2 separate regions of the Homo sapiens genome follow, and region 1 is linked to region 2. A link is an interaction called in ENCODE POLR2A ChIA-PET data of the cell type or tissue named here. Cell type or tissue: PC-3. All regions are shown on one strand. Links, peaks and the distances in the headings refer to the core of each region. The heading gives the core; the rest is flanking DNA. Region 1 overlaps BRIP1 (BRCA1 interacting DNA helicase 1). Region 2 overlaps BRIP1 (BRCA1 interacting DNA helicase 1).

Region 1 (17,198 bases), core at 6,160-14,159, 93 kb after region 2:
TCTAAATATTCCATTTATAACTAATACGTCCTAGAGCAACTGTTGTCTTCGGAACAGTGACCACTATAATGTATCAGTCTGTCCATGGTGTAGGAAATTTTGAAAACACATAAGCTATTATGTCTGACAAAGTAGATGTCAACTTTCTTTGAGGAAAATATTGTTAAAGAAGAGAAGCTGCTTTAGTTACATTTTTGAGAGATAGGTAGGAAATACATATATTTTTCCCAGCTGGACAGAATTTTAAAAGTACTTTTTCTTATAGTCTTAATTATCATGTGCTTTATTGCTGAATTTCCAGGGAGGGTATTAACATATCATCTAATATTTACTATGGTGTTATGTTATCATTTACTACTTATGTTGCCCTAAAAAGCAAAGTTGGGCTGGGGGCAGTGGCTCCATGCCTGTAATCTCAGCCCTTTGGGAAGCCGAGGCAGAGGGATCACCAGGTCTGGAGATCAAGATCACCTGGCTAACACAGTGAAACCCCCCTCTCTACTAAAAATACAAAAGAATAGCTGGGCATGGTGGCATGCACCTGTAGTCCCAGCTACTCAGGAGGCTGAGGCAGGAGAATCACTTGAACCCAAGAGGCAGAAGTTGCAGTGAGCCGAGATCATGCCACCGTACTCCAGCCTGGGTGATTGAGCAAGACTCCGTCTCAAAAAAAAAGAAAAAAAAAAAAAGCAAAGTTGGCTAGGCGTGGTGGCTCACACCTGTAATCCCAGCACTTTGGGAGGTTGAGGTGGGCAGATCACCTGAGATCAGGAGTTCGAGACCAGCCTAGCCAACATGGTGAAACCCTGTTTTTACTAAAAAACAAACAAACAAACAAAAAATATATATATACACAAAAAATTAGCTGGGCATGGTGGCGTGCACCTGTAATCCCAGCTACGTGGGAGGCTGAAGCAGGAGAATCACTTCAACCCAGGAGGTGGAGGTTGCAGTGAGCTGAGATCGCACCACTGCACTTCAGCCTGGGTGACTGAGCGGTACTCTGTCCAAAAAAAAAAAAAAAAAAAAAAAAGGCAAAGTCTATGTCCTTTATATGTCCTTTATATTCTAGTTGTAAAGTTTCATTTTAGAAATTTGACAGATTCTTTTGAGGGAATGTAAAATAAAAAGGGTGGGGTTTTGGGTTTTTAGATTTTGGCCAGGCACAGTGGCTCACGCCCGTAATCCCAGCACTTTGGGAGGCCGAGGCGGGTGGATCACGAGGTCAAGAGATCGAGACCATCCTGGTCAACATGGTGAAACCTTGTCTCTACTAAAAATACAAAAAATTAGCTGGGCGTGGTGGCACACGCCTGTAGTCTCAGCTACTCGGGAGGCTGAGGCAGGAGAATCTCTTGAACTTGGGAGGCAGAGGTTGCAGTGAGCCAAGATCGCGCCACTGCACTCCGGCCTGGTGACAGAGCAAGACTCCGTGTTAAAAAAAAAAAAAAAAAAAAAGCTTAGATTTTATTTTTACAGTAAGATAAAATTTTTTGACCTCCCAATTTGAAAGCTGCTTTTCAGAAGTGTACTGTTCTGTTTTCTTTCCTAAAGCATGTTCTTTTATTTAAAAAGGTTAATAGTGGCTGGGCACAGTGGCTCACGCCTGTAATCCCAGCATTTTGGGAGGCCAATGCAGGTGGATCACCTGAGGTCAGGCGTTTGAGACCAGCCTGACCAACAATGTGAAATCCCAACTCTACTAAAAATACAAAAATTAGCTAGGCATGGTGGCGGCCGCCTGTAGTCCCAGCTACTTGGGAGGCTGAGAGGAGAACTGCTTGAACCTGGGAGGCGGAGGTTGCAGTGAGCCAAGATCATGTCACTGCACTCCAGCCTGGGCAATGGAGCGAGACTCTGTCTCAAAAAAAAAAGAAAAAGTTAACAGTGTTATAGAGTACACGGAAAATACTTTGTTTTTTCTTGAGTAGGTTTACAATTTAGTAAAGTATTATTAAGTAAAATAGAGGTCACTTGAACCTAAGCACTGCAATACCATGACACTCGATTAGACCTAGACAGCTACTAAGTAACTACTAACTGCTGGTGGGTAGTATGTACAGCATGGATATACTGGACAAAGGGATGATTCACATCTGAGTGGGATGGAGCAGGATATAGCATGAGATGTCATCATGCTACTCAGAACAGTGGGCAATTTAAAACATAAATTATTTCTGGAATTTTTTATTTAATATTTTTGGACCACAGTTGACCGCAGTTAACTTAAACCACTGCAGATAAGAGGGAACTGCTGTATAAGTTTTGTTAATATATCTTGAAAGCCTAAAATGTTTCCAAGAAGTTTACTCTTTATTTTATTTTTTAGTTGACAGATAATTATTGTACATATTCATAGGGTACATAGTGATGTTTTGATACATATGATGTTTATTGATTAGATCAGGGTAATTAGCGTATCTGTCATCTCAAACATTTATCATTTCTTTGTGTATGGAACATGTAATCTCCTCCTTCTAGTTATTTGAAATGATGTAATATTGTTAACTATAGTCATCCTACTGTGGTATAAAAGATTAGAACTTATTCCTTCTATCTAGCTGTAACTTTATATCCTTTAACAAATCTCAGCCAGACGCAGTGGCTCATGCCTGTATTCCTAGCACTTTGGGAGGTCAAGGTGGGAGGTTTTCTTGAGCTTATGAGTTGGAGACCATCATAGGCAACATAGCAAGAATCCATCTCTATAAAAATTAAAAAAGAAAAAAATTGGCCAGGCATGGCAGCACACACCTGTAGTCCAACCTACTTGGGAGGCTGAGGTGGGAGAATCACTTGAGCCCAGGAGGTCAAGGCTGAAGTAAGCCATGATCGCACCACTGCCGTCCAGTCTGGGGGACAGACTGAGGCCCTGTCTCTCAAAAAAACAAGACAAAAAACAAATATCTCCCCATCCCTCCCTTCCTTCTCCCCTTCCCATCTGCTAGTATCCTCTGTTCTACTTTTTATTTTTATGAGATTAACCTTTTTTTTTTTTTCCGAGACAGAGTCTCACTCTGTCACCCAGGCTGGAGTGCAGTGGTGCGATCTTGGCTCACTGCAACCTCCGCCTCCTGGGTTCATGCCATTCTTCTGCCTCAGCCTCCCGAGTAGCTGGGACTACAGGCGCCTGCCACCACACCTGGCTAATTTTTTTGTATTTTTAGTAAAGACGGGATTTCACCGTGTTAGCCAGGATGGTCTTGATCTCCTGACCTTGTGATCCACCCGCCTCAGCTTCCCAAAGTGCTGGGATTACAGGCCTGAGCCACCGTGCCTGGCCGAGATTAACATTTTTAAGCTTCCACATATGAGCAAGAACATGTGGTGTTTAACTTTATGTTTTTTATTTATTTCACTTAAGGTAGTGTCCTCAGTTCCATCCATGTTGCCGTGAATAACAGGATTTCATTCATTTTTATGACTGTTTAGTATTCCATTGTGTATATATACCACATTTTCTTTATCCACTTATCTGTTGTTGGATACCTAGGTTGATTCCATATCTTGGTTATTGAGAATAGTGCTGCAATAAACATGGGGGGGGGGCAATGTCTCTTCAATATAATGATTTCCTTCAAGAAAGTAACTCCACATATCTTTATTTAGGCTTCTACTACAAAAATACACAACTGGCCCTCTGTATTTATGGGTTCTGCATCTGTGGATTCACCTAAGTGTGAATCAAAAATATTTGAAAAAAAATTGCTTCTGTACTGAACATGTACAGATTTTTTTCTTGTCATTATTCCCTAAACACTACAATGTAACAACTATTTGCATAGCTTTACATCATATTAGCTATTAAAGTAATCCAGAGATTATTTAAAGTATAAAGGAGGATATGCATAGGTTATGCAAATACTAAGTCATTTTGTATCAAGTACTTGAGCATCCATGGATTTTGGTATCTGAGGGAAGTTCTGAAACCAGTCACCCATGGATACCAAGGGACAACTGTACCATTTGATATACTTGTCCTGGAATACTACAATTGCACCAGATTATTACCTGGAGACAATTACTAGGCCACAGTTCAGGGAGAATAAACTCAAACAGAGCTCAGTGGTCACACTGAGTTAAAGAGATAAAGTTTAGGGAAAGTCCGTGGCAGCTAGAATTTGCAAGGTAGAGTACTAGAGAGGATGGAGCTACATAGAGAGAAAGCTCCAGGTATCTGCATAGGCGTCCCCTTAAGTTTTTGGTCAAGTACTGATTGGCATATACATGAGAGGAAGCTACATAAGGCCAGGGAAATGAGTAGGCAGAAAACTTCCTAGTGCTTACAAAGTCTGGGAATAGTTTGAGTTCCCAGCAGCCAGAAGAGAAAAACTTCATAACACATGGGGTACTTGAAACAATCATCAGTAGAGTTTCACCTTTGTATGGGGGATAAATTAGCCCTAGACTAAAGGCTGCTCTTGACTTTCCCTAACAAAGCTGCCAAAGAATGAACTGGTTCCAAGTACCCTAATTGCATTCACAGCAAAATCCAGTAACCACTGACTTAATGCCCACAATGTCTAGTATCCAATCAAAAATTAGCAGGCATGCAAAGAAGAGAATTTAACCCATAATACAGAGGAAAATCAATCAATAGAAACAAAACCAGAAATGACAGAGATGTTAGAACTGGCTAGCAGACAAGGATTTTTAAAATATCTTATGTTTTATGCTCTGTAAGTTCAAAGAAGATAGCAGAAAACATAAGCATACTGAAAAGAGAAACAGAAGCTATTTTTTAAATACCTATGTGAAATCTCTCTATATGAAACAAAAAATACACTGGATGGATTAGACACTGCAGAAGGAAAATTTGGTGAACTTGAAATCTTATAAATAAAAATTATCCAAAATGAAGTGTAGAGTGAAAAAAAAGAGGGTCAGTGACATGTGGAGTAATATAAAGTAGTCTAATATAGTTGTAATTGGAGTCTAAGAAGAAGAGTTTCGAGGCAGAATAATATATATATTTAGAGAAATAATGGCTGAAAATTTTTCAAGTTTGATAGAAACTATAAGCCCACAGGTCCAAGAAGCTTAATAAAAACGCAAGCAAAATACACACAACAGCACACTGTAATCCAATCCAAAGTCGCTAAAAGAAAGGGGAACATTACAGAGATAGGACAATAGCATATTTTTTCTTCAGAACTATGCAAATCAGAAAACAATGAAAAGCCGTCTTTAACAAAAGAAAAAACCTGTCAATTTAGAATTCTTGATCAAGTGGGACAATCTCTTAAAAATGAAGATAGTGAAGTCTTTTCAGAAAAAGAAAAGTTGAAAGAACTCATTGCTAGCAAACGTGCACTACTAATATTAAAGAAAGTTCTTCAGGTAGAAGGAAAATGATACCAGATGGAAATTTAAATCTACGTGAGAAAATGAAGAGTGCCAGAAATGGTAAATCTGTGGGTAAATACGGTATATTTTAAAAGATAATCTTTTGGGACAAAACAGAAATCTGAATAAAATACATAGATTATTTAATACTAATGTACTAATGTTAATTTCTTAATTTGACATGAGCTATAGTAATATAAGATGTTAACATTAGGGGAAATTGGGTAAAGGGTATAAGGAATCTCTGTACTATCTTTGGAACTTTTCTGTAAATCTAAACTTATTTCAAAATTATAAACTTATTTAAAATTAAAAGATAATGTACTGTTTAAAGCATAATCAAAATGTTTTATGGGTTTATAGCATGTATAAAACTAAAATGTATGGCAGCAATAGCATAAAGGACAATAAAAGGAAATGGAAGTATATTGTGGTATTGTTTTTACATCATATGTGAAGTGGTAAAATATTATTTTAAGGTAGACTAATAAGGATGTATATCATAAACCCTAGAGGAGTCACACACACACAAAGACATAGCTAATAATCCAGTAGTGGAAATAATATGGAAGCATATTATTTCCAGTAGTGGAAATAATATGGGGGGAGGGGGGAACTTGATTGATCCAAAAGATAAAAACAAAATGGTACAGATTGGGGGGGTAGGGGGGAAGCAAGGTGGTAGTCTTAAACCCAATCATAACAATAACTACATTAAATGTAAATGGTCTAAACATTGCAATTAAAAAGCAGAGATTACCAGACTGGATAAACGTAAAAGAATGAACTACTCATAAACCTTTCAACATGAATGAATTCTAAAAGTATATTAAATGAAAAATGTCACAAGTCATTACATAGTATATGATAATATTTATATGAAATTCTATAAAGGGCAAAACAGAAAGCAGATCAGTGGTTGCCAGGGCCAGCAGTGGAAGAAAGAAATTTACTATAAAGGGATAAGAGGGAACTTTTGGGGGTGATGAAAATGTTCTATATTATGATGGTGGTTACATTACTATATATGTCAAAACTCACCTACTTGTACACTGAAAATTGTGTGGATTTAATGAATGTAAGTTCAATAAAACTGCTTGAGATCACACAGCTGATTAGTTATATGCATTAGGTAATTTAAGGAATGTGAAGCTAAATAAAACTATTTTAAATGAAACGAAAAAAATCAGTACTGAAAAACAAAATAAAATCTCTACCCTAAAAATATGTATATTCAAACTGTTAGAAGTTAATATGATGTTTAAAATGAGCTTTAATTATCTACTAATTTTTTAAATATATTTTAAAATTATTAGGTTGAACTAAAACGACAATACAATGACCACCATTCAAAATTGAGAGGTCTTCTACCTGGCCGTCAGTGGTATGAAATTCAAGCATACAGGGCCTTAAACCAGGCCCTTGGTAGGTAAGTGGAGTGAAATTTAATATAATATTATCTGTGACAGGGCTATATATATAAATCTAGTCTTGCTACTTTACTCTTTATAATAAACTTGGTAAAATTTTATTTAACTGGAACCATAGGAACTGGTATGTATTCAATGATAGCTGTCACAAGTAGAATTTGAAAAGAGTAAGAAGAATAAGTTATTCCCAAAACAAAACTCACAATTTGCTAAAGTTTAAAGAAATTTTGTGATTGATCTAACAATGAATAGCACACAAAGATGCTCAGTAAATATTAAAGAAAGCTTATCAAATCAAAAAAGTTTTGTCTTGTGAACATCAAAGCTCAGATAACAATTTTATAGATAAACAGACCTCTCTCCTCACCTCCCCCAAAATGTCAGGGAAGAAAATTGATATACCAGCCAGTGTGAGGAGATATTCTATTTGAAAGTGTACTTTCAGTACGGAATCTGTGTATCTGTTAAAATATCATCAAATAGAAACAAAATCTATTTTACTGCCCAGTGAGCTTCTGTAGTTGCACAATTTTTCATTCTGCTTCTATGTAAAGAAGACATCTGACAGAAAAAAAAATCATTTTCATTTTAATGTTATTTGTAAGCTTTAGATAACAATGTGATTACAATCTATATTTTCTTGTGCCTTTTATGTATAGTGATAATGTTGAAGGATAACATTGAAACTGAAGGATATTTAATAATTAAAGAAAAAATAAAATAATTAATTATTATTATTATTATTATTGTTTTAGACAGCCTCACTGTGTTGCCCAGGCTGGAGTGCAGTGGCGTGATATCGGCTCACTGCATCCTCCACCGCCCAGGTTCAAGCAATTCTCCTGCCTCAGCCTCCTGAGTAGCTGGGATTACAGGCGTGCGCCACCATGCCCAGCTAATTTTTGTATTTTTAGTAGAGATGGGGTTTCACTATGTTGGCCAGGCTGGTCTGGAACTCCTGGCCTCAAGTGATCCACTCACGTCAGCTTCCCAAAGTGCTGGGATTACAGATGTGAGCTACTCGGGAGGCTGAGGTAGGAGGATCGCTTGAGCCTGGGAGGTGGGGGTTGCAGTGAGCCAAAATCATGCCACTGCATTCCAGCCTGGGCAACAGAGCCAGACCATGTCTCAAAAAAAAAAAAAAAAAAATTAGCAAATCATTGAAGAAGGGTTAAAACAAACTATAATCGTGATCCTAAAGAATTAACACCAACTAAACATTTAATCATGATACTCCGACTTCTAAATATTCTTGCCCATTAAGATTTGTGCTTTGTGAGACTCATTTTTAAATCATTATTTTATACAGTCATGCATCACTTAATAACGGATATATTCTGAGAAGTGAGTTGTTAGGCAATTGTATTGTTGTGGGAACATTATAAAATGTACTTACACAAATCTAGATAGTATAGTCTACTACACATATAGGCTATATGATATAGCCTATTGTTCCTAGATCACAAACCTATACAGCATGTTACTGTACTATAGACAATTGTAACACAAGGATAAGTAATTGAGTATATAAGTGTAGAAAAAGTACAGTAAAGATATGGTATAGAAATACAGTATATTAAAAATGGTACAAATGTATATGGCACTTACCACGAATAGAGCTTACAGGACTATAAGTTGCTCTGAGTGAGTCGATCAAGTAGTGAGTGAATGTGAAGGCCTAGGACATTACTGTACACTAACTGTAGGCTTTATAAACACTGTACACTTAGGCTATACTAAATTTATTTATTTTTATTTTTTCAATAATAAATTACCCTGAGCTTATTCTGACTTTTTCTTTTTGAGAGATGAGGTATGGCTATGTTGCCCAGGCTGGTCTCGAACACCTGGGTTCAAGCAGTCCTCTCACCTTAGCCTCCCAAGTAGCTGGAACTCCAGGCACACGCCACTGTGCCCAGCTTGCTGTAACTTTTTTACTTTATAAACTTTTTATCTTTTTATCTTTTTTTTTACCTTTTTGACTCTTTTACAACACTTAGCTTAAAACACAAATTATACAGCTGTACAAAAATAATTTTTATATCCTTATTCTATAAGCTTTTTCTATTTTTGAAATTTTTATTTTTTATTTTTTTACTTTTTAAACTTTTCTGTTAAAAATGAAGACATGGGGAGCGCAATAGCTGAAGCCTGTAATCCAGCACTTTGGGAGGCCAAGGTGGGCAGATCACTTAAGGTCAGGAGTTCGATAGCAACCTGGCCAACGTGGTGAAACCCCATCTCTACTAAAACTACAAAAATTAGCTGGATGTGGTGGCAGGTGCCTATAATCCCAGCTACTTGGGAGGCTGGGGCAGGAGAATTACTTGAACCCGGGAGGTGGAGGCTGCAGTGAGCCGAGATCACCCCACTGCACTCCAGCCTGGGCGACAGAGCGAGACTCCATCTCAAAAAAAAAAAAAAATGAAGACATAAACACTCATGTAGTATCCTAGGCCTACACAGGATCAGGAGCATTAATATCCCTGTCTTCTACCTCCATGTCTTGAATCACTGGAAGGTCTTCAGGACCAATAAATAACATGCATGGAGCTGTCATCTCCTGTGATAACAATGCCTTCTTCTGGAATTCTTCCTGAGGGATCTGCCTGAAGCTGTTTTATAGTTAACTTTTTTTTTAATGTAAGTGAAAGGAGTACACTGTAGTGATAAGAAGTACAGTATAGTAAATACACAAACCAGTAACACAGTTATTATCATTATCAAGTATTATATACCATACATAATTGTATGTGCTATACTTTTATAAGACTAGCAGCACAGTAGGTTTGTTTACACCAGCATCGCCACAAGCACTTGTAATGCATTGTGCTATAATGTTACAATGGTGACATCACTAGGTGATAGGAATTTTTCAGCTCCATTATAATCTTATGGGACCACTATCATATATGCACTTCACACTGACTGAAACATCATTATGTGGTGCATTACTATCCCTTAATTTCATATTGTAGGGCATCAACATCTAATTTGTAAATGCTATAATTAGGTTTTGTGCAAATTAAATTTTTTTTTTTTTTTTTGAGATGAAGTCTCGCTCTGTAGCCAGGCTGGAGTGCAGTGGCACAATCTCAGCTCACTGCAACCTCTGCCTCCTGCGTTCAAGCAATTCTCCTGCCTCAGCCTCCCAAGTAGCTGGCACTACAGGCTCGCACCACCACGCCTGGCTAATTTTTGTATTCTTAGTAGAGATGGGGTTTCACCATGTTGGCCAGGATGGTCTCGATTTCTTGACCTTGTGATCCGCCTGCCTTGGCCTCCCAAAGTGCTGGAATTACAGGCGTGAGCCACCACATTCGGCCCACAAATTAATATTTTATATTCTCTATGAAATTTTAATTAACTTCACCATGTAATTATTTATTTCCTAGTGAAGCTGTAAGGCATTTGGATAATTCATAGAAACAGGTTGGGCCAGGTGAGGTGGCTCATGCCTGTAATCCCAGCCCTTTGGTAGGTGGAGGCGGGTGGATCACCTGAGGTCAGGAGTTTGAGATCAGCCTGGTCAACGTGGTGAAACCCCGTCTCTACTAAAAATACAAAAATTAGCTGGGCATGGTGGTGTGTGTCTGTAGTCCCAGCTACTGGGGAGGCTGAGGCAGGAGAATTGCTTGAACCTGGTAGGTGGAGGTTGCGTTGAGCTAAGATTGCGCCACTGCACTCCAGCCTGGGCAACAGAGGGAGACTCCATCTAAAAAAAAGAAATTGGTTAAGAGTAAAATCATGAAAACATGATCAGTTGACATATTTGCACTTCAACCAGAAGTCCCACAACTAATCATAATCTTAACCAGTCAAATAAAAAATTTTTATTTTTCTGGTGTCTTGTGTATTTACATTAGCCCATTTGTAAACCAGATGGCATGTGGGTTCAGATTTGTGTATCGCTTAGACATAGCTATATGTATATATATACAAATACATAAGCTATGTGTATTTGTGTATAGCTTAGACATAAGACTACAACAACTAGATTTAAGCCCTAGAACATGTCACCCACTGTACTCCCCATCATTTTATTTTTTATTTTTGTTTTTATTATTATTATTATTTTTTTTTTGAGAGAGTCTTGCTCTGTTTCCCAGGCTGGAGAGCAGTGGTGCGATCTCAGTTCACTGCAACCTCTACCTCCCAGGTTCAAGCGATTCTCCTACCTCAACCTCCTGAGTAGCTGGGATTACAGGCACATGCCACCACGCCTGGCTAATTTTTGTATTTTTAGTAGAGACGGGTTTCGCTATGTTGGCCAGGCTGGTCTTGAACTCCTGGCCTCAAGTGATCCTCCTGCTTCAGGCTCCCAAAGTGTTAAGATTACAGGCGTGAGCCACCACACCCAGCCACTCCCCATCATTTTAGAATGGTATTCTGCATGTGTTTTTCTTCAAACTGAGTGATTCAGGTCTATGGTTAAGCTACAGAGATCCTGCTCCCCTTTTTTCCCTAGAAATCCCATTTTACTTGGAATCAAGTTGCACTGAAGGTTATTGAAGCATCACATCTGCTTACTTTGTGTCTCCCTGCTGATTGACATTTTTTTTTTGAATTTTAATATTCAGCTAATAGTTTCTAGGGGCGCTTGAATATATTTTTGAAATTGTTGACTTTTAGTCATTATACTCAATTTGCGGAAAATAAGTATTCTTAGCTCAGTTGATTTTTTTCTTCCTTTTAGTATAAGCAATGCCTTGAATTTCAAGAAACCATGTGAAACAGAAGTCATATTTGTATGTGGTTTTCTCGTTTACAAACCTTCTCCACATATATTATCTCATTTGATTCTTCTACCAATCACTTCCAGTAGCAATGCATGTTGCTACTTGATGTTTTATTTGATTTGCTTTGTTTTTGTTTGTTTGTTTGGGTTTTTTTGGGTTTGTTTTTTTTTTTTTTTTGAGATGGAGTCTCGCTCTGTCGCCCAGTGCAGTGGTGCAGTCTTGGCTCACTGCATCTTCCTCCACCCAAGTTCAAGCGATTCTCCTGCCTCAACCTCTTGAGTAGCTGAGATTACAGGCACGCACTACCATGCCCAGCTAATTTTTATATTTTTAGTAGAGACGGGGTTTCACCATGATGGACAGGCTGGTCTCAAACTCCTGACCTCAGATGATCCACCTGCCTCAGCCTGAATTGTTTTTAAACTGGTTGTGAGAAATTAAATTATTTTTCTAAGGCCACATGGCTACTAAATGGCCCTTTACATCTTGTTCCCATCCATTTCTAAAACTGTAATACCTGCTTTTTCATCCTTATCCTCTACCTCTAGCCACCGAATTTTTCACTATTAAACATAAGTATGTCAGTATTAAACTATCAAACATGCTATATTCTTTCATTATGCTTTGCCTTGGCTTATAAGTTATCATACAATTCGTTTGGCAAATTTAGCAATCAAAACCTCATTGAAAGTCATGTCCTTTATGAGGACCTTTAAAACTTCTCCAACTAGAGTTATTTATACCTTAGTAAACCTATAGCATTTTGGTTGCTATCTGTATTATAGCACATATCTCATTGTATTGTAATAGCCTATCTGTTTTCTTCCTTGAACATGTGTTACGTTGTTACATTCTCAGCAACCAACTAAGTCTCAAATGCTTGTTGAATTAGTGAAAAATGTGAGGTTCAGTGCTTTTTCCTGCCATACAACATTGCCCAGAGAGCTTTTAGAGCTTCAAAACATGCTTTCCTGGAATATCATAAAAATCATGTATTTATAGTATTGATATATAATACTGTACTTTTAGAATTTTATTAATTTTTTTAAATGGAGAGCCCAGCTATCATTTTACTGATTTTCAGGGAATAATGTCAATAATTAATAATTTGTTACAAAGGAACTTACCCTTTAAAACCAATCAATAAGTAAAATTTTTTAAATTAAAAAAATAAAGACCAAGCAAATGTTTTATGTTATTTAATAAAACTCATAATGTATATTGATTGACAGAAAAGGTGCTTATACTCTGAGGCACTCTTCTTGTAAGGGATACAGAAGATCTAAAGTAAGCAGAAACCAATGGATTCCTTTTAATGTTAATTTTTTTAAGCACACATGGGACTGTTAGAGTATTTGAAGTAATATAAGTCTATGAAATACAAGAACAGCCTTTGGAAACATACAAGATGGTTTTGCAACCAGGTTACAACTGCACTATGAGTTTTCTAACTAGTCTTTGTTGCTTTACTGAAAGTATAATCTTTGTCTCAAGCCGGCATAATTCATTTAAGCAAGGCAGTTTGAAAACAATGGTAAAAAGAAAAGGTGAAATCTTTTTTCTTTGAATTGTTTCATTAACAGAAATACCTTTCTACCATACCATAGAATGCTTTAAACATAAATCAAACTGGAACCAAAATACAGTGGCACACTGACTTTCCATTGACTTTCAATACTCTTCTGTAGTATTGACAATATTAATCTTCTTCCTATCCTTCCCAGTGTTATGGTCTGTTGCCTTGGAGCCTATAGGTTACTTTAAAATAATATCAAAAAATAATGCCCTATAAAATTTAGATTTTTTTTGTCTTTGTAGAAAAATTGAACATTTATGTTACTCTTCACCCCCTCAAAATCCTATGATAATAAAGAAATGAAAATGTCAAACCTACAATATTACAAAGAGAGAGAGGAGACAGTGACAGACAAGCGATATCAACACATTTTGAACACTGGAAAACAGCCGAATGACTGAATGACTTAGCAGGCAAGAGAAAGCTGAAATTTAAATCTACATTGATGATAGTCAACAAGCACTTTCAGATTTATGCATGAAAAAGCCTAGGATTTGGAGCAATCTAAAATGTCAATGAAAGTAAGGTTTAAAAACAGGTGGCTTGGTTGCAAATTAGTATAAGAAACAATTAGCCTCCTCCCTCACCCAGGTTTACTTCTGGAAAGGTTGAACAACAGAGACTCTGTATTCTTCAACACCAGGCACAGCTGAGGACGTATTAAAGATGGAGGTTAATATTATATACGGGGATTTTACATACTGAATGTGAGAACTCCACCCCCCTTTTCTTTTCAGCTCTGAGTAGGCTGACAATCAGTCTTACATCTACCAAGCGTGTAGAATTCCTTTTTAGGGAAACTGACCACCCCATGAGAAAATATCTACAAATTGGCCCAGTTCCTGCCAAATTACCCTATAGCAAACTTCCCAGCCTATAAGCTCTACCCATACATTCAGAGCTGCCAATCAGTGTTTTAGTGCCTTACTCTTAAGTAAGTGCAGAGTCTTCACCAGATTGTCAAAGAAAGTCTGTAACATGAAAAACAGACCAAAACAACAACAACAAAACAAGTCCAACAAAGCAAACAAAAACACAGCAGAAGAACTCTGAGAAAATAGAAACAACACAACAGACTAGAACAAGGATTGGCCAGTGTTTTCTATAAAGGGCCAGACAGTACAGTAGTCTCTCCTTATCCACAGAAGATAGATTCCACAACCTCCACTAAATGCCTGAAACCATGGATAGTACCAAACTCTACGTATACTATGTTTTTTCTATCTGATAACCAAGATGGCTACTAAGTGACTAATGGGCAAAAAGAGTATACAGCATGGACATGGTGGACAAAGGGATGATTAACATCCTGAGTGGGACAGCATGAGATTTTTATCATGCAACTCAGAAGGGCATGCATTTTTAAATGTATGAATTATTTCTGGAATTTTCCATTTAATATTTTTGGACTACATTTGACCGTGAGTAACTTTGACCATAGGCAAGATTGTGGCTGTGGGGGACTATTGTGTATATTTTAGGCTTTGCAGGCTACATACAGTCTCTGTCACATATTTTTTGTTTTTTCCTTAATCCTCTTAAAAATGATCACTTGAGGTCAGCAGTTTGAGACCAGCCTGGCCAACATGGTGAAACCCCATCTCTACTAAAAATACAAAAATTAGCCAGGTATGGTGGCGCACGCCTGTAATCCCAGCTACTCAGGAGGCTGAGGCAGGAGAATCACTTGAACCTGGGAGGCGGAGGTTGCAGTGAGCCGAGATTGCACCACTGCACTTCAGCCTGGGCGACAGAATGAGACTCCTTCTCAAAAAAAAAAAAAAATGTGAAGACCATTCCTACACATTGGAGGCTGTACAAAAACAAGACATGGGCTATTTTTGTAGGCACTATAGGCTATAGTTTGCCAACCCCCAGATAGGAGAAATCTTCAAAAAAAAATCTTAATATCCATAGAGATGTACCATATTGCCTCCATGAAACAAGAACAAAAGAATAAGAAAAAGTGCTTAGAAATTAACATGATACCAACAATTTTTAAATGCATAATAGGGCTTGGAAGATAAAATGGAAATTTTCCAGATCAAAAAGAGAAAGCAGGAAAGAAGAACTAGAAAATTAGAGGATCAGTATGCAATAACCAACTTCTGATACATAGAAGGCTCAGATCATGAGAACAGAAAAAATAAAGGAAAGAAACATCTCAAAGAAATAACTCAAGAAAATTTCTCAGAATTGAGTAACACGATTTCTTGGTTGAAGGGGCTCACTCAGGCACAGGTAAAGGAGGAAAAGCTACAAAGCACTTCACTGTGCCCTTTCCAAGTACCGGGGATAAAGAAAAAGTCTTAAAATCTTCCAAAGACAAAAAGACAGGTCTCTATCTTACAAAAGATAGAGAATCAGAATCATAACAGACTTCTGAAAAGCAACACTGAAACCAAAAAAATAGAAGAAATTGTCTTCAAATATTTTAGGGAAATTTTTGATTTGTAACTTAAGTTCTACATGAGCCAAACTATCAATAAACTATAAGACAAAATAAAGCCTTCAACATACAAGGACCTAAAACATTTGCTTCAAATGGACACTTTCTCAGGATGTTACTGGAAGATGTGCTCCATCAAAATAAAAAAAAAAAATTTAAAAAGGAATATCAAGGATGCAGGGAACTAGGGTTCCAATCCAGAATAGAGGCAAAGATAATTCCTAAAACAACCAGGAAGGAAAACTCTGGAATGATAACAGTGCAGCAAGTAGTCTAAATTGAGTTCAGAGGATAGAAGGTTTGACCATACTTGGAAGAATTTTTACAGCTATGGCATGGTTTGGGGATTAATTAATGACAGAAAACATTAAAAATTAATCCACAAAAAGAAGAGGCAGTTATTAACTCCAGGGAAGGCAAAAAGTCTTGTACAATAAAGGAAATCTAATTATAGTGCACTATGTGACTCAGTTGTTAATATTCCCAGGAAGGGATGGTGAAGTATCAGTGGTATAAGAGAAATAAACATCTTCCACAGGAGAGAATCAGTACGTAAGTTCTAAAGTTCAAAAACCAAGAAGTAGTAGTAGGATCAATGTTCCTTAGAAATATGGAGATAAATAACCAGAAGATCTACCTAAAATATTGAAAGTAATTGTTTCTGAGGAATGGGAATTGTAAACAGGAGGTGGGTAGGGAAAGGACAGTTATGTTTTTCATTGAAAACATAAAACTATGTGTTCGTGTTTCTTTGATAAAAGTTAAAATTTACAAAGCTAAAATTAACTTTAAAAAATAGTTTGGGCGTTTCAGTCCTAGAAAAGATGAAGTAAGCATATTTAGTAGTCTAAAAAACCTAGACAGAATATGTGGAGTAGCTGTTTGAGAACTCTGAAAAGTCAACACTAGCAGGTAGATTAAGAAAGGAGACCAGAATTCAAAATACCAATGATCTAGCTCAAGTAACTGTATAATACCAGATAAAGTAGAATTCCAAGCAAACAAAATTAGGGATAAAAGAGAACATTACATAATGATAAAAGGGTGAATTCACCAAGAAGACATAAGAATCATAAATGTGTATGCACCCCAAAACAGGGTTTCAAAATACATGAAGCAAAAACTGACAGATCTGAAGAGAAAAATAGAAAAATACACAATTATACTTGGAAACTTCAAAATTCCTCTCAATAACAGAACTAGTAGACAAACTAATAAAGATATAGATGACTTGAGCAACATTATTAGCCAACTCAAGTCCAGTATGTTCTCTGACTGTAATGGAATTAAACTAGTAATCTAGTTTAAACTAGAAATCAATAACAGAAAAATGTCCAAATACTTGGAAATTAAGCAGCATATTTCTAAATAATCCACAGGCAAAACAGCAAGTTTCAAGTAAAATTAGAAAATATTTTGAACTGATCAAAAATGAAAATACAGCATATCAAAATGTAAGGACTGCAGCTAAAGCAGTGCTCAGATGGATATTTATGTCATTAAATGCTTATTTTAGGAAAAAACATCCTCAAATCATTGATCTTAGTTTCTACCTTATGAAGCTAGAAAAAGAAGAGCTAAATAAATGTGAGGCAAACAGGAAAAAAAGGAGTAATAAAAACAAGTATAAATTGATGAATTGTAACAAAAATAATGAA
Region 2 (16,603 bases), core at 8,604-16,603:
ATAATACTTTAAATGTATTCTGTCCACTAGCCACATGTATTTATGTTTTTTGATTAATTAAAATTAAAATTCAGTTAGTTGTACTAATTACATTTCAAGTGCCCATGCGGCTAATGCCAAATATATTGAATAGTGCAGATATCAAATACGCTGTCATCACAGAAAATCCTGTTGGGTAGTGCTGCTTTAGAGACTTGTATGTAATAATAACCATTTAATTTTTAAAGCCCATAGAAGCACAAATCTCTATGTCATATGTTTTGTTTATAGCATTTTGGTTAATATGTGGAAAATGACATGATAGGATAGCATTGTTTTCTCATTTTAAAAGGTTCATTGAAGAAAGTTTGAAAAATACCATAAAGGAGAAAGTAAAAATTACCTGCAATCTCAAGAGATAGGGTTTTTTTTAAAAGCCTTTTTGAAATACAATCTATAACCAAGTGTACATATCATAAATTACAATTGGATGAATTTTCACCGACTAAATAATACATATATGTCTTTTTACCACAGTTTCTCTATTCCCAGGTTCTTTTTGATTCATGTCTTGATTGTTTGGATTTAATAATCATGTAGTTTTATTGAAGATGGGCACAAGAGTATATTTCTTATATCAGGAGGCATATGAAGCCAGTTAGTCTCAATACCATTGATGCTGAATTTCACCACTTGGTTAGAGTGTCACTGCCAGGTCTCTTCATTGTAAAGGTACATTTTCCTTTTGTAATTAATGAATAATCTGTGGGGTGATATTTTGAGACTTTGTCAATATTCTGTTCCCTAATAACTTTTCACTGAAAGATTTCAGCATCCATTTATGTAACTTGCCTGAATCAGTTAGTACAGGAAAGTTGCAAAATGGTGATTTTTAAAATTCTATCATTTTATTTACAATTCTTAGCTGGCATTCTTATTTAAAGAAGATATTTTCCGCCTACCCGCCCACTTCCCCATTTTGCTCGTTTGAGTCTTCTTTTTCCCCTTTTTATTTTTTATAAACACCCTGGGTTTTTCTCATGAAGTTGATCGGTGTGACTCATCACTGCTTTGAGACTCATTGCTATAATCACATCTATGTAAAGTTCTATTATACCAGGATAATTTTTGCTTTATAGCAGGTCAGTCATCTTTATGATATGCTTGTTCTTAAACTGATAATTCTTATTGATTTACTCTATTGAAACACAGACTTTTCAGAAACTGGAGCAACTGTGTTAAGGAATTCCCATTTACACTAGGCAAGAAAGTAAACAGTAAGTGGAGAGTAGGGTAACAAACACTTATGGTATCAAAAAACAACCGTGAAAAGGATCTGTCTTAATGTGCTAGCCCACTGCAGTTTAACATATTGCTTACAACCTTCACAATAGAATTTGAGTGACTTCAGTTACACATTCCAGGAGACTGGCAGTCTGTTACAATCAGAGTCTGAACTTTAGAGCAGGCTAATTTACAGCGATGGGATGAAGAAAGTTGTGGATTTGTATTACACACTCTCACCTGACACTGTATCTGATCCCCTACCTGCTGATTGACATCTTGAATGAGCTCTTTGAAGCAAGTTCCAGCTTAATTAAAACGTTTGCTTGGTTAGCAGTGATCTATGAAAGCCTGTGATAAATATTGAATCAGGTTCACCTGCTGGTTGCTGTGAGTGGATAAACAGCTGCTTTGTGCAGTCTAATCATGAAACGGTGGCAGTAGGGTACTACTACTGTTTGAATTTTTAAAAAAAGAATAGTTGAAAAGGTATAGTTATGTTACTTTTGCTATCTTACTAGAGTGTGTGCTAATGTGAGATTTTGCACAACGGGCATTCAGTACCTGTTTAGATGGCTTGGACAACAGCAAATGGTTGATAAAGATTAAAAAACCCTTTTTTATGTCTCAAAGTTTGTAGTATAATTCTATGTTCATTGGCCTTTTACCACTAGCTCTTCATATGCATGACTTTTTGAAATAAAGGGCAGTGTTTTGCTTTTTTGCTTAAGTGGTAGATGAAAACAATCCTGTTAAAGCTTCACTTTAAAGATTTAAGGTTATGAATTTCAACTTCTCCACAAATTTATTGTGTATTTTGTGGGAATTTGAATTCTTCTGAATTTCCTTTTTTATCTGTAAAATGAAGTTAGAAATATACATTAGTGAACTGAGTATTTTAGCCTTATGTTAATATTAGGTAATTAACAAACATTAAAATAGAAATGAGTTCAGAAGCAGTGGAGGAAACTTTATGAAATTCTCTTGGCTGTTGTTTATTCCTTTACAGAATAACTATGTCTGGCTAATTTGGTTATAAAGAAAATGTTGTTTCCATTTGATTTTCGTTAAAAAACCAGATATAAATTCTGGAATAAAGCCCTAACCCAAATCAGTCACAATCTGCTTTGAGCACTTGATTAAAGTTAGGGGTTCACTTTCTAAAAATGCACACAAAATTGTGTCTGTAGTTTCTGGGTGATCTGTAATAGCCCATGGACCCTAATTTGAGAACCCATTTCCTAATAAATTAGGTTGAAAACTTTTGAGGAGGAGGTGTTAAGATGAAAGCTATTCTGCTGGGTATGAAACAACTGAGGAGAAACCAGAACAGAGTATATTTACTGTGGGTTTTTTTTTTTTTTTCCAGCACTTCTAGCATTTTTCAGGTATGTTTTTCATGACAATTGTTAGCTTTTAAGATTATCTTCCATAGTCTTGATTCCTCACTCTCTACCTGAAGTTTTATATTTTTATTTCTATCATCAACTTATTTAGAATTTTATGGGGAAAATACAATTTTGTTTAAGCCATACTCAGCCTGTTCAACTGCTTGTTCATGTTTATCGATGTCGATGCATACAACTGTCATTCATATATTTTCATTATAATATTATTCCATTGATTGGAAAGAGCCCACAATTTACTCATCCATTCCTTCTGTTGATACATGTAGCTTGTTTTTCTCACTATTAAAACAATGCTGCAATTAATATTCCTCTTGTATCTGTCTTAATGTGCAAGAGTTTTTCTAGCATGTATACCTAACAGTGTCATGCTGGGTCAAAGGGTATATGTATCTTTGATTTCACTAGATCACCAATTTGCTCTCAAGTAGTTGTGCCAATTTATACTTCGATCAGCAGTGAATAAGAGTTTCTTCATATCCTCTCCAGTACCCAATCTGGTGGATAGGAAATGGAATCTAATTATGGTTTTAATTTGCATTTTCCTAATTACTAGTGAAGCTGTACATTAGATGGCACATCTTTTCAGATATTTATTAGCCTTTCAGCTTTTCTCTTCTGTGATTTGCCTGTTCTTGGTTTTCTGTAGGGTTTGTCTTTTAAAAATAGATTTATTGGAATTCTTTATATGTTGTAGATACTGATCCTCACTTGACTGTAAGCACTGCAAGTATCTTCTGTCAGCCTGTGCCCCCTTTTTACCTATTTTTCTTTCCTTCTTTAAGGAATATGTATCTTTAAATAGAAGTTTAACATGTTAATGAAGCTGTGTTTTCACTCATTTGTGTTTTTGGTTTATTGTTTTAGGAAATCCTTCTCTACATTTCGATCATAAAAGATATCTTCCTATGGAAGAAGAGACCATATAGCCTTTGAAGCTTGAAATGTTTACTGTCTGGCTCTTTTGCTGACTCTTGCTCTAAAGAGTCTATTAATTGAAAGTTTGTGTTTTTTATTTTTCCCTTGGGGGACATAATATGGATCTTGTTATAACATATTTGATTTAAATGTCAACTAATAAGTTAAAACAATTTTTATGAAGATCATACTTAGGAATATTTTGTAATTGCATTCATAAAATAATATAACTAACTTTAAACAATTCCTTGGTTTATGAGTGAAAATGGTGTGATAAACTCCAAGAACTACACTTTGTAGAACAATTTAAGAATGAAGCTCTCTTTGTCAGTAAGATGAGGTGATCCTTGTCATTGTCTTCTCCGTGGCTTGATATATAGGGATTCCAATGTCTCTTGAGTCAATGAATGAATGAAATGGGATATTAGATGAAAAATGTTTAGCACAAGGACAGGCTTAAAAATGGCAGTATTATTACTAATGAAAATATTGGGATATATGTTTGTCACGACTAAAATACTAGCATAAGATGGTTTTTCTTTTTGGCCTTGAAAAATAGTAATTGTCCTGTACTTTTTCCTTTAAAAGCTAATCTGGATTTTGAAGTATCTTTTTGATATGTGCAGCACTTCAAATTAGGACATCATTTAAGCATCTGTCAGATTTAATTGTAATGCATGGGTACAGTATTTGGTTCAGGGACATTTAGTCATAATTCATCAGTTTAAAAAAAGCTAAGTTACAGTTATGTGCAAAACACCACTCTCGATGAATGAGCTATATAAAGAAATGTAAGACATAGTTTCTGTCTTCAAGGAATTTGCAGTGTGGTTGGAAAGACAATACATGCACATGTGGAAAGTTATGGAAGAACACAAGTTTTTGTATTTTTTTTTTTTACTGTTTCATTGACCTAGTTTTCCTTTTATTTCACTCAAACAGGTTTCTCTTCATTCTCTTTTTCTCTCTACTTCTTTATATACTTAGTTTTCGTACTCCTGCCTGCTTTTGAAATTCAATTTGTAGTCTCCTTTGAGAATCTCTCCTGATTTACAGTTAGCAAAGGAACTTCTTCTTTGGCAATGAAATTAGTTCCTATTTCTTTATCATTTTCCATTTCTAAAAATATTTAATTGCTATGCTCATTTTTCAGGTATTTAGGCATAGTATTTTTTTGTGTGAGTGGTAGGGAAAGTTTGGAGAAAGTTATAAATCTTTAGAAGTTGACATTGTGGTATGTTACCGTTTGAACTTATAATTATAGCTTGTGAAAGGAACAGTGGCAAGGACTCAGCAATTCATCTTTCTTTCAAGATCAAATCTTCGAACTCTTCATCTTTGAAAGAATGTAGACATGTCTCTATATAATACAACAAGAGAGGGAATATAATTTATTAAACACAAGAAAAATTTTCTGAAAATCCTTGGTTGCTGATGTTCTAAGAACAGTTTTGATAATTGTAGATTTGAAATGTATTTTTAAACAATTGGCTACTGCACATGGAAATATTATAGCTGTCACATCCACATGTATCTCCTGTTTTTTTTTTTTAATGATAGTATATTTTTGCAGTTACTTGGGTTGGGTTTTCTTGCCTTTTCTTGAAGTAAAAGGACTCTGAACAGTTTCTAGCTTGGAGAAGAAGCCATTTCTTAAAGAGTTTGGTTCTGGCACTGTGTAGCCACTTACAGGTCTTAGAGTTTACAGATTTTGGAAAGCCCCATGTCTTATGTATTGATTTTCAGATATATTATTGGATGAGAGTGAATATTATAAAATTTATTCTCTAGTTTCCTGGAGAAAAGGAAATCTCTGTCAATTTAAACAGCAAAGGGAAAATAAAAAAGTCTTTTTGAAAGATAAACATGATCATTTGTTAGCAGGAAAAATACTCAATAAGAGATACAAAATTATTTAATTTTATTCATCTAATTGTTTTAAGACCCCTGGGTCAAAGGGTTTCAGAGAGAGGCCATAAAGTATTAGCCTGGTAATTTGATTGGGGGATATTCTGACCTCCTGACACTGCTGGCATCAGGATCCTTCCTCTAGTTTTCTTAGAGCATTGAAAGTTGCTGATTTTGGTACAGGTAATTATCTTTTGTTATAAGTGACTTTTTGAAGCCTTTGTTATATTACTACAATCAGTTTTTCTGTCTTCAAATATGATTGTACCAAATCTTTTATTATTTATTTATTTTTTGAGATGGAATCTTGCTCTGTCACCCAGGCTGGAGTGCAGTGGCGTGGTCTTGGCTCACTGTAACCTCCGTCTCCCTGGTTCAAGTGATTCACCTGCCTCAGCCTCCCGAGTATCTGGGACTAGAGGCACATGCCACCATGCCTGGCTAATTTTTGTTTTTTCAGTAGAGACAGGGTTTCACCATGTTGGCCAGGCTAGTCTTGAACTCCTGACCCAAAGCAATCCACGTGCCTCGGCCTCCCAGAGTGCTGGGATTACAGATGTGAGCCACCATGCCCGGCCTGTACCGAATCTTTTAAATGGAAACTTTAATAGAAGATTGCTTCTGAAGAAATAATTCCTGTTTAATAATGCAAAGGGAAAAGAATTAACTTTTAATTTCCACCTTATACCTTACTTGCCTAAGTACCTATTGAAAACCATCTTCTTGGCCGGGCATGGTGGCTTACACCTGTAATCCCAGCACTTCGGGAGGCCGATGCAGGCGGATCACCTGATTTCGGGAGTTCGAGACCAGCTTGACCAACATGGAGAAACCCCATCTCTAATAAAAACACAACATTAGCCAGGCGTGGTGGTGGACGCCTGTAATCGCAGCTACTTGGGAGGCTGAGGCAGGAGACTTGCTGGAACCTGGGAGATGGAGTTGTGGTAAGCCGAGATCATGCCATTGCACTCCAGCCTGGGCAAAAAGAGTGAAAGTCTGTCTCAAAAAAAGCAAAACAAAAAGAAAAACAAAAAAAGAAAACCATCTTCTTGAGGAGTCTACTTAAGTTCATAGATGTTATAATTTGTTCATATTACTTTACAACTTAAAAAAACAAACAAAAACATTTAATATAAAGTTAGCTGTGGTTTATAATATTCTGAATTATGGAGTGAAAAAACAGATTTCAAGTCCTAACTAAAGTCACTCTAGTGAGAAAAGTTTTCTGAGACTAGTTCTTGATCTTTTGCTTTTGTTAGTACCACTACTAGTGTAACATTTAAAGATAAGTAGAACATTAAATTATTTGTGCCAAATTCACCCCTTTTAAAAATTAAAAACTTTGAAAACAAAGTATCTAGTTGTAAAACTGTATAATAGCATCCCTTTCTATTTGAAAAAAAGATATGAAAGATATGTATATATGAAGGTCAGTAAGTTATACACTAAATTATTCGTGATGGGATAGTTGATTTTTAAAAAATATTTCTGTATTATTGTTTGAATTTTTTTGACCAAGAGAAAAGGTGAAATTAAAGGGAGTAGATGGTAAAGCTTTAAGTGGAATTGATGTTGAAAAGTGTAACATCAAAAAGTAAGTTTTCCCAGCCTTGAGAAAAAGCTACTTTATTGGATTACTTTTATGCTTAGATAGAATGTATCTATATAGTACATAACAGTGCATTGGGCCATAGCATTCTAGTATTCACATGAATTTAACTGTATCATAAGGAAGAGAAATAGTATAATTGAGGGAAAAAATTGATGGTATGAAAAAGTAAATTAATTCTAATTGAGTTACCTTAATTCTTTTTGTATGTTAATTGATTAATGTGATCATTGCAAAAGCCAAAAAGAATTCAGTCAGAAATATCATGATATAATTTGCATTCCATTTTCTCTGTGACCGTAAATTGTTGGATATTGCAACATATGTAACATAAACCACATGTCAGCTGTTTCCTGCCTCACTGTTGACAAGAGCCCCATTCATAACTCTTCTTTTTATCCTTTTAGTGAATAAGTAATTATTCAATATAGAAGGCAGGATATTTGGAACTGGCTATTTAATGTGGCAGCACTCTGTAATGAAATCTGCTGTTACTGGCAACCTGAGAGGAGAATGTAACAATTCCAGCATGGCTGTAACTTTATCTGCTTTGACTGACTGTTTATTTGGCACATCAGTGAACCTTTTATCCCAGTGAGTGACAGCTCCAGAAGGGTCACATTTACATCCATTCTATCATGTATTGTAATATTTAATGGCGGACAAGGTTGAGTGAGACTGGGAGTAATTTGAACTTGCTTTTCCACTGAGTTGAGGCTAAAAGACAGCTTCATCCCCAGTATTGTGGTGTAACATGCTATGACTTAGCATTTGTTTATGAAGGCTAATCTTACTGATTACAATAATAAAAAAAAACAGTCAAGTAGAGTGTTTGTTCTACTAAATTAAAACTCTTTAGCACACAGTCTTTTAAGTTACAATGCTATTTACCTTTTTTCCCTCCCCATCAATGACCACTTCTATAAATTAACCATTTTACACTATTTCTCTAAAATGAGACTTTGTTCTGTGTCATTTGGTGTAATAATTGAGACTTAGAAGGAAGTAGTTATTAAGAACCTGTGAGTTCTAATATATAGCATTAAACTTTTTTTTTTAGTATTTGAGAATTTGGAAACAGAAGAGAAAAATCAGGTAAATTAAGTAGACTATATTCCTGATGTTCCATATGGTTTGTTTAAAGAGACATTTATATAACTATTTCAGTTATGAAACTGAGTTACAAGTGAAATTGTCCAGGAAAAACTACCCTGGATGATAATTTTACTGATTGGTTTACACTCCATGACAGGTAACTGAATTTCAGATATACTTGTTCCACACAAGCAACCTGCTTTCATTATTAAATATTAATATTTTGCATTTATTTTCGTACCTTTGCTAAAGAAGAATTTTCTCTTTTTGAAGTTGTTAAGTGATCCTTTAGATTCAACTTGATAATTCTATTCTTTTGTAAACTATATTTAAAAGTGCTTCAAAAGCATTGGTGTATTAAGGAATATTTGAATGAACTATGCTGTGAACAAAACTATTAACTCTAAACTATAATATCACAAGTTCGTATGAAGCCTAAGAAAAAATTAAAATTGTTCCTACTTTGTTTTATCATTTTTATAATTTATGAAAGAGGAGAGTTAAAATGTACTCAAAACATTTGGAATTGGAGAGTTAGAGTGGTATGTTGGAAAGAATGCAAATTTGGAAATATCATTTATAACTTTTAAAAGAAAGAATGAGGACCAATTTTAAATTGTAGTTTTTTCTTTAATGGCAAGTTTTAGATACTATAATTTCTTGTTATTTCTCTTTATTTGACCATTGTGATTCATTACTTACAGGTTCTGATTCCATGTGAGGTTTGATAACGTTTTTTATGGTAGTTTAGATATTAGTTATCGTTTCTTTCCTTTCTTACAGCCCCCTGGCCACTGTTCTAGGTGCTGTTGTTCTACTAAACAAGGAAACAGTCAAGAGTCATCGAATACCATTAAGAAGGATCATACAGGGAAATCCAAGATACCCAAAATATATTTTGGGACACGCACACACAAGCAGATTGCTCAGATTACTAGAGAGCTCCGGAGGACGGCATATTCAGGGGTTCCAATGACTATTCTTTCCAGCAGGGATCATACTTGTGTCCATCCTGAGGTAGTCGGTAACTTCAACAGAAATGAGAAGTGCATGGAATTGCTAGATGGGAAAAACGTGAGTAAAGTTATTTTGTGTTAGAGAAAAAATAAGGCTGAAAATATTTAAATTACTCAGTATGTGTTTTATATGTACATTTTAGTGATAATCAACTTCGGAAAATCAAATTAACTGCTAGTATTGATATCTTTTAAAAAACAATTTTCCTGTAATAAAATCTTTAGTCAAGTTTTAAAGTATGGGATTTGGTCTTAAAGCTTGGGATATTTAATTCCTTGAAATTAATTTCTGTTGTAGTCAGACATCTTAGTTTCTTCTTTTAAATCCTGCTACCAAAAATAGTCAAACTTGGATGATATCATATGAGGAGATAGAAGTGTTTAAATGGTTTAGTCTAATTAGATCTAATTAATATACTTTATATACTTAAAAACTTCAAAAGCAGATAGTTTATTTAGGCTGTCTGGGCAAAGTTTGAATTTTCTTAATTGAATGAGAAATATAATGATTATCCCACCTCATAATTCTGATAAATACAAACCCCTCTTTTAAAAGTTATACTAAATTATTAACTTTCAAAAGATGTCATTGGTGGTTTTGAAATTTTCCAGGGAAATTAGAATAATATGAATTTGGGCTTGGTGGAAATAGAGAATTCTTTCTTACTAAAGACTTATATGACTTTCAAATAATTTCTTTTGGCAGTATTAGTTTGGGAGCCTATGTTCTGGTGTGATAATTAGTTTACTCTAAAATTGAAGTTGCAAGTATGAAATTATACCCCCAAATCAGTGAACCATAAATTGATTACTATGAAGTGACCAATGATATTTTAATATATTTTTAGAGTTGTTTTGTTTTTCACTAGTATCTTATTAGAGTTGGTTCTACACAAAAAACTGTGAGCTATAGCCCCCAGAGTTTCATTTCATTGATATATCACCCCCTACCATATAATGTGAATTATTTTGTTTTATGCTTTTCTTCCTTAATACTCTCTTTTATAGATGAAAATTTATTTAAACTTTATTTAGGGATGGTCAAAAGATACTTTAACAGATATTCAAACGAGATTATAAAGTATAAGTAGTAAGGTGTTCCAATGGCAAAACTTGAGTGACTTGTTCCGAGCCAGGAGAGAATACAGAATTACTGAATCAAAGTCATTGTTGAAATCCTACAGTCATATTTATTTCCAAAGAGTTATTTCTAACTAACTGAGGAATTGTGAAATTCCTTTACTCTGTATATTAAAAAACTTCTCTTCAAGGAGAGATGAAAGTATTAAGTGTCAGGTGTTCAAAAATAATAAAATAAAGCTCTTTATGGTAAAACTCCATGAATTTCATGCATAAGTAGACTGCTTTCCATAGTGACTAAGTGATCTGCTGAATTCCTCAAATGCTTGAAATTTATTTTTTGGCTATATAGCCTATGCAAGAAGACTTGCTGGCATTGTCACCATATTTTTATCTTTTTTTGTTTTACTTGTTATTGGGGAAATTAATTATGTATTTGTAAAAAATACATTGGCTGGGCCTGATGGTTCATGCCTGTAATCCCAGCACTTTGGGAGGCAGAGGCGGGCACTTGAGGTCAGGAGTTCGAGACTGGCCTGGCCAACATGGCAAAACACATCTCTACTAAAAATACAAAAAATTAGCTGGGCGTGGTGGCGCATGCTTGTAATCCCAGCTACTTGGGAGGCTGAGGCATGAGAATCGCTTGAACCCAGGAGGCAGAGGTTGCAGTGAGCCAAGATCGCGCCACTGCACTGCAGCCTGGGCAACAGAGCAAGGCTCTTGTCTCAAAAACAACCAACCAACCAAAAACATACATTGGTAAAATACATTGGTAAAAGCAATGATAAAGTGTAAGATTGTGTATTGAAGGCAGACAGTTTCATTTTGTGTAACCTAGAATCCTACAGTGCTGGTTACGTTTTTATTGATCTTTACTCATAAGTTTGAATCATGTAAAAATAAAAAGGAATTCAGTAGACTTCAATGTTCCGAATTTTTCATTGGCCTTTAGTTTGTCTTAAAGTGAACAGGTATTTTATTTTTTAATATTAGTAATATGAATAATTGAAGATATCTGCTTGTGGTTTGTCTTGACCTAATTCTGCCTCAGAATGCTTACCTCACGGGCATACATGAACATCCTCTTTCTTGTTCTCAAGCCCTGTTAGTAATTTGGTATTGTAATGAAGGGCAATTACAAAGTCACCATAGGTGTCTGTGTTTACTTTGACTGAATTACCAAAGCGAAATGATAAATAGATAACTGACAGTTTGAATGGAAGTGTTTAAAGTGTGATAACACTTCAATTGACAGACTTCCTCAGGGTTGTGTTACACTGCTAAAATGGATGAGCTTTTCTGGTTTTGCTGTCAGCCTGCAGAGGGGTGTCATTCTAACTGCCCTTAAAGTGTAAACTTTCTGATTTTTTGGCTTGATCCAAGGCACATGTGTTTTTGTTCATTGTTTCTTTTACTAAAGTGCCCTTATACTGGAAAAGTATGCACTTATCTGTTAAAAGTTAATTTTTGTTTCAGTTAAGAAAAAATAATTTTAACTAGAGTCAGGAATGACAATTCTGAAATATTATTTTAGATATATATCTTTTTTTGGTTAAAATGAGACTTAATAGCTCATAGTCATAGATTCTAAAGGCACTTTAGTGATCATTTTGTATAAAGGTAAGCTTTCAGAATTGTATGGAAGAAGCTTGGAATGAAGAAATGGTGAATGTCCTATTATTAAACTCAGTCTGTATCAAACTGAGAGTATGAAAGATGATTGACACGTTTTTACCTGAATCACAGAATTTTAGAGCTGGAAGGAATTTTAGAGATGATATAGTCAGTGAGTCAGAAGGAATCTTACAAGCCTTCTGGTTCAAATATTCTTTTGATGCTTAGTCACATGAGAAAAATGGGCCCTGGAGTTTTCTCAGTCAGACAAGTAATTAGCAAGGAGGGACCAGAACCCAAATTTTCTGATTCCTCATCCATTGCTATTTTGGTTACACTAGAAACAAAATCCAAAGATGGCATTGAGGTAGGGAGAAGTTGACACAGTATGAAGAATAAGAACAGTAGAGGTTAGAGAAAGTGAGTGAAAATAATGTAGAAAATGGCCTAAATAAATATAGTTAGATGAGTCCTTTCCTCCTAATTTTTATTTTTAATACTTTGGAGGACTAACAGGTATCATCCTTTAACATGGCTGAATACAAAGCTTTAGGAGAACTGGTCCTCAGCTATTCATGTCTTGTCCTTTGATTTGCTGACATTCTTTTATAGGTTATGAATCTCTTATGGTTTACTTTGTTTCTAGCAATATCTAGATACATTTGTGTATGTATTGATGTATGTATGTTTTGAAAACACGGATTCTCCTTTTGGATAATTCATAGATAAAAATACATGTAAAGATTATATATATGCATATATATGTGTGTGTATATATATACAATTTAATTTATTATACAGACGTATACAAATACAATTTAATTTTACACACACACACACACACACACACACACACACACACACACACACACAGAAAGAGAGAGACATTTCATCCTGCCTTGGCTTCTCAAAGTGTTAGGATTATAAGCATGAGCCAGTGCGCTCAGCCTGTAATGAAATCTTTTATTTCCAGTAATACAATGGCAAAGGACATTAGTAGATAACCTAAAAGAAGAAATTCAAATTATTGCTGAACCTTGTTAGACTAATTATTTTTATATTTTATAATTTTAATAATTATTAGACAAAAATATTTTGAATATATATATATGGGGAAATTATTATGTATTTGTAAAAAATACATTGGCCGGGCATGATGCTCATGCCTGTAATGCCAGCACTCTGGGAGGCTGAGGTGGGCACTTGAGGTCAGGAGTTCAAGACTGGCCTGGCCAACATGGCAAAACCTGTCTCTACTAAAAATACAAAAAATTAGCTGGGCATGGTGATGCGTGCTTGTAATCCCAGCTACTTGGGAGGCTGAGGCATGAGAAGTGCTTGAACCCATATGTATATATGTATGTGTATGTACACACACATACACACACACACACACACACACACACACACACACACATATGTATATAGCTGCCTCAAAGTCTTTTATCCCTGATATAATTTATATATTTTATGTATGGTTGTTTTTTGTTAAGGATAGCAAACTAGGAAAAATAAATATTTTTATTTCAAAATCGTTTTAAAATAAATAGTAGAATTAATTAAAATAAAAGTGGCCCATTATTCTACCACTTAGTTCCAATGACAATTGAAAAAGAGAAGTAGTACATGTATGTGGTTAGAAAATGAAAAGAGAGGCTTTTTCTAGATCCTCCATCTCCTTAATCCTTTAAGGTAACTACTGTAAGATTTTATATATCTATTCTACCAGAATGTTTAAAAAATGTATTTGCTATAATGTATGTGCACATATTCTTTAAAAAAGCAATTTACATGAATTTAATCATTCTATACACGTTATTCAACATGTTTTTCTCACTTAACATAGAGAGCCTAATCAACACATAGACAAATCTAAATCATTTTTAAGGGCTAAAGTTTTTGTATTAATTTACCATAATTTATTTAACATGTCCCTTATGGGTAGACATTTGGTTAATTTTCAATTTTTTGGCTATTTAACAGTACAGGGTACATCTATTCACATTAATGGTAAAATTTTAAATTTTGGTAGTTTTTTGACAAATTGCCTATGTACTTCTACTACTAGAATTTTATACTTCTACTAAAAATATATATACTTTTCTAATTTTGTACATTTTTAATAGTATATGAGACACTTGTTAGGGCTGGGTTTTATCAAACATTTTATTTTTTTATTAATGCACATAATGAGTATTTTTTTTTGAGACAGGATCTCACTCTGTTGCCCAGGCTGGAGTGCAGTGGCGTGGTCACTGCTCACTGCGGTTTAATTTTTTTTGTTTTTTTGTAGAGATTGAGTCTCCCTGTGCTGCCCAGCTGGTCTTGAACTCCTAGGCTCATGCAGTCCTCCGGCCTTGGCCTCTCAAAATGTTGGGATTATAGGCATGAGCCACTGTGCCCAGCCTGTAATGAAATTTTTTTATTTCCAGTGATAGAATGGGGTGGAGTGCAGTGGCTCATGCCTGTAATCCCCAGCACTTTGGGAGGCCGAGGCAGGCGGATCGCTTGAGTTCAGGAGTTCAAGACCAGCCTGAGCAACATGACAAAACCCTGTCTCTACAAAAAAGGAGCCATATGTGGTGATGCACTTGTGGTTCCAGCTACTTGGTGGCTGAGGCACAAGAATTGCTTGAACCTGGGAGGCGGAGGTTGCAGTGAACCAAGATTGGATCGTGCCACTGCACCCCAGGTGACAGAGTGAGACTCCCATCTCTGAAAAAAAAAAAGGTAATAGAATGGCAAAGGGCATTAGTAGATAACATAAAAGAAGAAACACAAATTACTATTGAACCTTGTTAGACTATTCATACAACACTATGTTAAACTTTGCTAGAAACTATAAAAAATACAAATCAAAACAAGATTCTATTTTTTACTTTTAAGATAGAGATAACAAAAGATAACACCAGTGTTGATAAGGATGTGGGAAAAGGGTAATGCAAAGCAATATATACTTTCTGGAGGATAATTTCACTATATGTTTTCAAGAAACTTAAAAATACCTTGTAGCGTCTGATCCCATAATGCCATTTCTAAAAATATAGACTAAGAAAATATTTAGAAACCAGCATAAGAATGCTCACTGCAGCCTTATGTCTAAAGCAGAAATTGGTAACAGTCTATAAGCCCAGTAATAAGAAAACTGGTTCATCAGCTATGGCACATTAATTCAATGTACATATATGAGCAGCAACGAAAAGATGCTTAGTGATGTCAAGATTTTCCTTGTATGATTTTTAATACGCTAGACAGAAGAAAACAAAGGGAATATGCTTTATAAAAATTTTTGTTTATTGTGGCTGAATTGTTAATAATCCTCAATGCCTGGGGAACATTTGCTTTGTTCTTGTTTTTATTACTATTTAGAGATAGGGCTTTGTTTTGTCATCCAGGCCGGAGTGCAGTGGCTTGATCATGGCTCACTGCATCCTCGAACTCCTGGGCTGAAGTGATCCTCCTGCCTCAGCTTCCTGAGTAGCTAGGACCATTGATGTACGCCACCAATCCTAGAAAATTTTTTATTTTTTGTAGAGACAGGGTTTTGCTACATTGCCCAGGCTGGTATCAAACTCCTCACCTAAAACAGTCCTTTTGCCTAAGCCTCCCAAAGTGCTCACACCTGTCATCGTGCCTTGCTTGTTCTTGTTATTTTAATATTGGGTCACATTGTAGAGATATCCTTATATACACATGTATAGAAGAAATATGAAATGAAATACACCAAAATGTTTCTAGTGCATTCTTTGTGTAATAGAATTATGGATAATTTAGGCTTTTTTTGGTACTCCTGAATATTTTGTAGTGAATACTCTTACTTTCTTTTTTTCCCCTTAGGACATTCCAACCTACCTACTTACCTTCCTTCCTTCTTATTTATATTTGAATAAGAAATACTATCACATGGCTCAAAGTTGAAAAGGTACAAAAGGGTCTACAGAGAAAAATCTCTCACTCCTGTGCCCAGTCACTTAATTCTCATCCTTGGAAGCAACCAGTGATACCATTGTTTTGTGAATCCTTTCAGAAGTATTTCATGCCTAACATCAGTTTAATCAGAAAAAAAAAGGCATAACAAACATATTTAAAAGAAATTTTTTTCAAGTTAATTTAGGGTATTTGGAGCTCTTCCGATTTGGACTTCTATCTAAGTCTGAGTCAACCAGACTTCGTTGTGATTGTAGCTATGGTATTGTCTCAAAAAAGACAAAAAATTAGCCAGGTGTGGTGGCGTAGCCAGTAAAATCTTAGCCTTGTGGCTTTAATGATGTTCCTCAAATTCTGAGATAAGCTTATTTTATTCCTTCTATGCTAATATTGGTTCACATTTCAGTTATGCATATTTGTTTCTAGGGAAAATCCTGCTATTTTTATCATGGAGTTCATAAAATTAGTGATCAGCACACATTACAGACTTTCCAAGGGATGTGCAAAGCCTGGGATATAGAAGAACTTGTCAGCCTGGGGAAGAAACTAAAGGCCTGTCCATATTACACAGCCCGAGAACTAATACAAGATGCTGACATCATATTTTGTCCCTACAACTATCTTCTAGATGCACAAATAAGGGAAAGTGTGAGTATATGTGTAAAAATGAGAACCTTCTTCCTACTCATGGAGATGTAAATGTTGAATGTAAAAGCTTTTAGATGTTTTAATTTTTTTTGCTTTAATTTATGTAAATAAAT

What was found. Peaks named below come from ENCODE experiments on the same cell type or tissue, not always from the same donor. Only the 100,000 strongest peaks of a DNase experiment are listed, where the experiment ranks them.
Region 1: POLR2A ChIA-PET joins it to region 2 with 5 read pairs; 2 of 35 experiments call an interaction of 5 or more read pairs at or near these places.

What each region holds. Positions count from the first base shown.
Region 1 is chr17:61,705,528-61,722,725 of GRCh38, reverse strand. It overlaps BRIP1 (BRCA1 interacting DNA helicase 1), which reads left to right. Exons shown (of 20, transcript NM_032043.3): 17 at 6,663-6,775. Among named protein-coding and RNA genes, the nearest start is that of NACA2, 120 kb to the right of the region's middle. In PC-3, for the core only: no CTCF peak of the experiment used is centred there; no DNase peak of the experiment used is centred there.
Region 2 is chr17:61,801,140-61,817,742 of GRCh38, reverse strand. BRIP1 (BRCA1 interacting DNA helicase 1) reads left to right here. Exons shown (of 20, transcript NM_032043.3): 7 at 8,986-9,276; 8 at 16,269-16,490. Among named protein-coding and RNA genes, the nearest start is that of BRIP1, 54 kb to the left of the region's middle. RefSeq lists an enhancer at 963-1,985. In PC-3, for the core only: no CTCF peak of the experiment used is centred there; a DNase peak (open chromatin) is centred at 12,122.